Linked DNA regions of Homo sapiens: region 2 is linked to region 1. A link is a contact called in ENCODE Hi-C or POLR2A ChIA-PET data. All regions are on one chromosome and are shown on one strand. Each heading gives the region's core, a stretch centred on a gene start or an enhancer-like site at or near the end of the contact. The rest is flanking DNA. Distances are from core to core; before and after follow the strand shown. Region 1 overlaps CDK5RAP2 (CDK5 regulatory subunit associated protein 2). Region 2 overlaps CDK5RAP2 (CDK5 regulatory subunit associated protein 2).

The links. A loop is a pair of places that touch in the nucleus more often than their neighbours do. ChIA-PET counts read pairs that join two places held with the same protein, here RNA polymerase II (POLR2A). Pooled maps may share reads with other maps.
Region 2: a pooled map shows a loop between it and region 1 (2.0-fold over the local background). The contact joins two enhancer-like sites. A Hi-C loop is called at or near these places in 3 of 168 maps with a recorded cell type or tissue (chondrocyte, gastrocnemius medialis and mucosa of descending colon) and 5 of 50 pooled maps. POLR2A ChIA-PET finds 5 or more read pairs at or near these places in 2 of 52 experiments (MCF 10A and naive thymus-derived CD4-positive, alpha-beta T cell).

Annotation. Positions count from the first base shown.
Region 1 is chr9:120,531,104-120,533,982 of GRCh38, reverse strand. The region is part of intron 7 of CDK5RAP2 (CDK5 regulatory subunit associated protein 2); the gene reads left to right. Among named protein-coding and RNA genes, the nearest start is that of CDK5RAP2, 48 kb to the left of the region's middle. Within about 2 kb of position 1,387, at least 11 of the 41 ENCODE cell types and tissues checked have a DNase peak (open chromatin) inside an H3K27ac peak, as active enhancers do.
Region 2 is chr9:120,489,710-120,492,588 of GRCh38, reverse strand. CDK5RAP2 (CDK5 regulatory subunit associated protein 2) reads left to right here. Exons shown (of 38, transcript NM_018249.6): 13 at 1,112-1,282. Among named protein-coding and RNA genes, the nearest start is that of CDK5RAP2, 89 kb to the left of the region's middle. RefSeq lists enhancers at 2,011-2,510, 2,511-2,879. Within about 2 kb of position 1,533, at least 4 of the 41 ENCODE cell types and tissues checked have a DNase peak (open chromatin) inside an H3K27ac peak, as active enhancers do.

The sequences.
Region 1 (2,879 bases), core at 138-2,637:
GGAAAGAGCTGATGGTGACCAAAGTGGAGGTGACAGAGCTGGGAATGGAGGAGAACAGGCTAGAAGGTAGAGTGGATGTGATGGGCTTGAAGGGCTTGGTGACTGACTGGATCTGGGGGATAAGGGGAAAAGCTACAGTGACACACCCTTGCCCAGGCATTTTTTTTTTTTTTTTTTTTTTTTTTAGATGGAGTCTTAACTCTGTCCTCCAGGCTAGAGTGCAGTGGCGTGATCTTGGCTTACTGCAACCTCAGCTTCCCAGGTTCAGGTGATTCTCTTACCTCAGCCTCCTGAGCAGCTGGGATTACAGTTGCCCGCCACCAAAAAAGCCTGGCTAATTTTTGTATTTTTAGTGGAGACAGCGTTTCACCATGTTGGCCAGGCTGGTCTTGAACACCTGACCTCAGGTGATTTGCCGGCCTCTCAAAGTGCTGGGATTACAGACATGAGCCACTGTGCCTGGCCCTTGCCCAGGTTTTGAACATGAGCAGCTGTGGGGTGGTGCAATTTATTGAATTTTGTTGGGGGAAAAGGAAAAAGAGGAAATGTTTTTGGGTGGAGGGAGAGGGAAGATGATACCTTCAGTTGGCACATGTTGGGTTTGAGGGCCTGTGAGCTTCAGTGAGTAGAGTCTAGGATGTGGTTGGGTGTATGAATTAAAGCTTGAATTAGAGGAAGTATAGATTCATTCCTTAACCAACTACTGAGTGTGGCCTTGGGAATGCGTGCTGGGAATGCAGGGCTGAACGTTGTCCTGCTTCTATGGTGCTCTCAGTGTGGGAGGGGATAGATGTTAAAAAAAATATATGTCGTGATTGATGCCGTGATAGAGGTGAGCCCAGGGTTCCGTGCTGTGACAAAAGCAAGGTGTGATCAGCTCTGCCTGGGCGTGGAATGGGGAGGGCTTGTCAGACAAGGAGTCCTGCGAGTTGGGTGAGGACGCTTTGCCTAGCAGAGAGAACAGCACGTAAAGGTACAGAGCCTGGCACATTTTAAGGTGATCCTAGAGGAGAGTGGTCCTGTTAGCATGTGCCACAGAAGCTTAATTGCTCATCTTTTTTTGGAAGGGGGACTTTGGGAAGGGTTAACGTGTATCAAGTACTTACTGTGTTCTAGGTGGTAGAGTCTCCATGGATGTCGGATCAGAGCTTTGCTAAAGGCGGCATCTTCCTGGGATTTCCCATAGGTCTGACTGGAGAGGCACCAAAACCCAACATGTCAGTCCTATGAATGCAGCTGTCTCTCAGGGATAGCTGTGTCCCAGGCGCACTCCCAGAGATCAGTGCAGCAGTCAGATGCCAGCTCTGGATTTTTGCTCAGGGTGTGGCCCTCTTTGTGGTGAAACCTTCCTGGGTGTGTAGGATCAGCGTGTTCCCTCCCTGAAGGCAGGCCTGCCTAGGAAGCTAAGTCAAGGTCAGATGGTTAGCAGAAAACTGGAGCCAGAGTCCTTGGTTTTGCCCTGGTGAGACGGATCCAGATCTGCGACACAGATTGACTCACTGTTGGGCAGGGCAAGGTATTGAATCTTTAGGGCCCAGGGACCCCTCACGTGGATGGACTCTGCCAATATCTTTCTGGGCTCCCACCACCCTTTTTAAAGGTGCATGCTTTAGCTACTTTATTGTCTTCAATCTGGCCTTTGAGCTGCTCTGTGTCTTTAAGGCAGTTAATACTGGGAAGTCCTGCAGATCAAATATGCCAACAGATATGATCTGTTTGGCTTACAGTATTTTTTAAAGTGTGAATTAGTTGCCAGTATGTAAAAAATTGAATTTCATGCAGAAGTCTGGATTTCCACCTTCTGTTTAAAACCTAGGAGATTGGCAGCCCTGGGTATCATCTTGCTGGATTGAGGCTACCCCTCCCCTTAGATGGGCTTGGTGCTCCAGCTTGGCCACAGGAGTCCCCACCAGGCCTGCCTACTTTTTCTTTTCTCTATGTAGAACTTGCTTTAAGGTAACTAAAAAAAAAAAAAAATTCAGTTTTATTGGTGTATAAATTACATACAACACAGTGCTTCAATTTTAAGTGTATATAGTTCGGTGACTACCTCTCCCATTGATTATGTGACGATTTCAAAGTTGAGCCCCTAGAGGGCAATCTTACACCTCTTTCCAGGTTTTCTGGGGCATTGCACTGGTGCTGCCTGGCACCTTGTCTCCTAGTGCATTGCTAGGTGCTTTAGTTACCTTTGTCTCCCTCTTTACCTTCATCCCAGGAAGCTGTGCTTCACTAGGGCAGCTCTGTCTGACTGCAAAATCTTTCTTCTTTCTCCCAAACTAAGTTGCTTTCTTGGTTTAGCTGCAGAAAGGCTATTCTGAGGGTCTTCTGACAAAATGCTAATTGTTACATGTTAAAAAAAAAAAGTAATAATTATAACAACTGTCATTTGTTGAGTTCCACCATATTCCAGGAGCAGTGCAAGATTGTTTTAAATAGCTTGTCTCTGGTCCACAATCACAAGTCACCCCTATTTTGTAGCTGAGGAGGCACAGGCTCAGAGAGATGGAATTACTTGCCATGGCCAAGGGGCAGTTGATATGGGATAATTTGGTAATTATATTGTGTTATTTGATAACACAGCCCAGAGAGGGATGTGTTCAGCTGTTCCTGAGTGGGGCACTAGGGGTGCAGGTAGCAAAGCTTCCTGGAGGGGAGCTTAATTAGCTTTGGCAGGATGAATGGGTGTTTGTCAGGTAGAGGTGGGGGTGAGGCGGGGGTAGGGTGGGGAAGGGCATTTTAGGTAGAAGGAATAGCACGAGCAAAGGTGTAGAGGCATGAAACAGTCTGGCTTCGGGAGAGAACTGAAAGTGAGGCTACTGAGTGGAGATGGAGAGGGTGATGGTTTCCCGTGAGAGATGAGACTGAAGCTGTCGGCA
Region 2 (2,879 bases), core at 284-2,783, 42 kb after region 1:
AGTTAGATTCATTTGTTTGCTTGCTCTTTTTTCAGTTTTATGGGATTTTTATTTTATTTTTAAGATAATTGTATAAACGTTTAAATGATTGCAACGTCACATCTGTAAAATGAGTTTTAGTTTCTATCTTTGTCCCTTCTACCTTGTTCTCTCTTATACCTTATAGGCAGTCATTTAATTTGTTTTATGGTTAAATAAATGGCAGTATGCTATCCATACTTATTTCTCTTGGGTCTCTGCTGCTGCCACACACACTTAACAAAATATTCTGAAGATTACTTTAGGGCAGTATATTTATAGAGAGAAAGAGTCCTCATTCCTTTTCCTTTATAGCTTAAGAGTGCTCCATTGTGAGAATGTACCATAGTTTATTCCTCTGTTGGTGGACATTTGGATTGTTCACAGCCTTTTGCTATTATGAATAGTGCTTCAGTATTGCAAATAGTACATATTTAAAGGTAGTCACAATCATTCTGTATACGGTTTTTTTTTCCTTTTTCTGTAACATGGGAATAACATGAACTTTTTTTATGTTATTATAAATTCTTTGTAAATGGTATTAAGACAGTTTTTTTCCTGATTATGAAGATAATACAGGATTATTTAGAAATTGTGGAAACTTAGAAAAATAAGTAAAAAAAATGGAAAATTACCCACAATTCCTCTACTTAGATATACTGTTGTTGTTTTGATGTGTTACCTCAGCCTTATGACATTTGTATTAACATTTAGAAAATAATGAGCATCTTATTATCTGTACAGTTTGATACTCTGGTTTGTTTTGACTCATAATTGTGGGTGTGTGTTTTTTAAATACCGTACTCTTTATAATTATTTCTCTGTTGTTGACTGTCTAGTTTCTTTCTGGTTTTCCAGCATTTTAAATAATGTTGTGATAAATATCTGTTCATAAATCTTTTGCCAAATTTCAGATTATTCTTATAGTGGTTTTTGTAAGATTTTAAGTGAGAAGGATTTAAATATACACTTGTATACTCCCTTAAATACATCTATTATCTTGCTCTCTTGTAGCAGTAATTTAGCAAGTCAAACACATAAGAGATTGAAATTTTTGTCAAGTAAATTCCATTTTTTCATTTTCTTCTGGTAGGATCTTAGAAATGAAGTTGAAAAATTACGCAATGAAGTGAATGAAAGAGAGAAAGCAATGGAAAATCGTTACAAGAGTCTTCTGAGTGAAAGCAATAAAAAATTGCACAATCAAGAGCAAGTGATCAAACATCTAACAGAAAGTACCAATCAGAAGGACGTGTTGCTTCAGGTACTGTAACTTTTGTATTTAAATTTTTTAATTTGGCATGGGTTGATTTTTTTAAAAAATAATTCTTTTGCAGAAATATTTATGATTACAGTAATCATTGCTATGTTTCAGAATACTTTAGAGCTTTAATTATGTCATTTGGGCTTCAGCCACCAGGGAGGTAAGTGTGGTGAAACAGAAACTCAGAGAAGGGAAGAAACATATCCTGGGTCATATGACGACTAAATAGCAGAGCCTGGATTCACACTCTGGCTTGTTTTGCCCTAGTGCTCAGGCCACTTCACTGAGGTTCTTCTACTGCAAATACTTCCTGTTACTTATTTATACCATGCTCTTTCATTCCCCTGTACTTTTTCTCTAACTGTTCCTTTTTCTTTAGGAGTACCCTTCTTGTTTGATCATGTCGTGAGTTTTTGAAATTCACCTCAGACTTACAGATAACCATGATGGAGTAAACATAGGCATTTAACTCTGCTTCCTACAGAAACCTCATTAAAATAACAATGAAAGAATAAAAAGGTATAAACCCACAGGGACTAACTAGGAGAATAGAAGCAGGTATAATAGCAAGTGTGAGTTGTCAACAGAATTTTGGATAAGTGTGGCTTGTAGACGAAAGAGGTAAAAAGAAAAAAACAAAGAAAAAAAAATTTGGCTAAGTGGATGGGCAAGTGTTAAGGGCATAGGATTCAGCTTTCTCCACACAGCTACATGCCTTTGGGACAAAAAGCCAACAAGAAGCAAGCTGGTTTATGCTGCAGAACCCCAGAAAGGCATAGCATGCATTGGCTATACCTGGTAACTTTAAAAATGGGAGACTGGCTGTAATTCTAAGCAGTTAGAGGTGACACTCTCCTCACCAGCAGGAGATCTCTGGAGACCTTAAACCAGAGAATCTCTGGCCATGGGGTCACCAGATGTAACTGAAAGCAGGAGTGACCACTTAAGTGAAAACAGGGAGGGAGTGGAAGTGTGCATGCCCAGCAGTGAGATGCCTCAGAGAGGAGAAACAACTGAAAAATGCTGACAATTGGGGGTCCTCCAGCAAAATACCTGGGCCTCTACCTGCGCACCTCACTGTGAGGCCACCTTTGACAGGTCCTTTCCACACTCTCAGAGCTGCTGAGCACTTCTAACCCCTAAAAGTAGGTGGATGGCCTGAGTTTATCAAATAGGAGAAAAGAATTTAGGAGGAAAGATGGCCTGGCGTGGTGGCTCACGCCTGAAATTCCAGCACTTTGGGAGGCTGAGGTGGGCGGATAACCCGAGGTCGGGAGTTTGAGACCAGCCTGACCAACATGGAGAAACTCCGTCTCTACTAAAAATACAGAATTAGCCAGGTGTGGTGGTGCATGCCTGTAATCCCAGCTACTCGGGAGGCTGAGGCAGGAGAATCGCTTGAACCCGGGAGGCAGAGGTTGCGGTGAGCCGAGATTGTGCCACTGCACTCCAGCTTGGGCAACAAGAGTGAAACTCCTTCTCAAAAAAAAAAAAAAAGGAAAGACAAAGACAAAGGCCAAACAGAACAGAGGTACATAGAGGAAATAGAAACATGCAAGGAGGAGAAAACAAGACAGCTTTTAAAAATCCAAACATT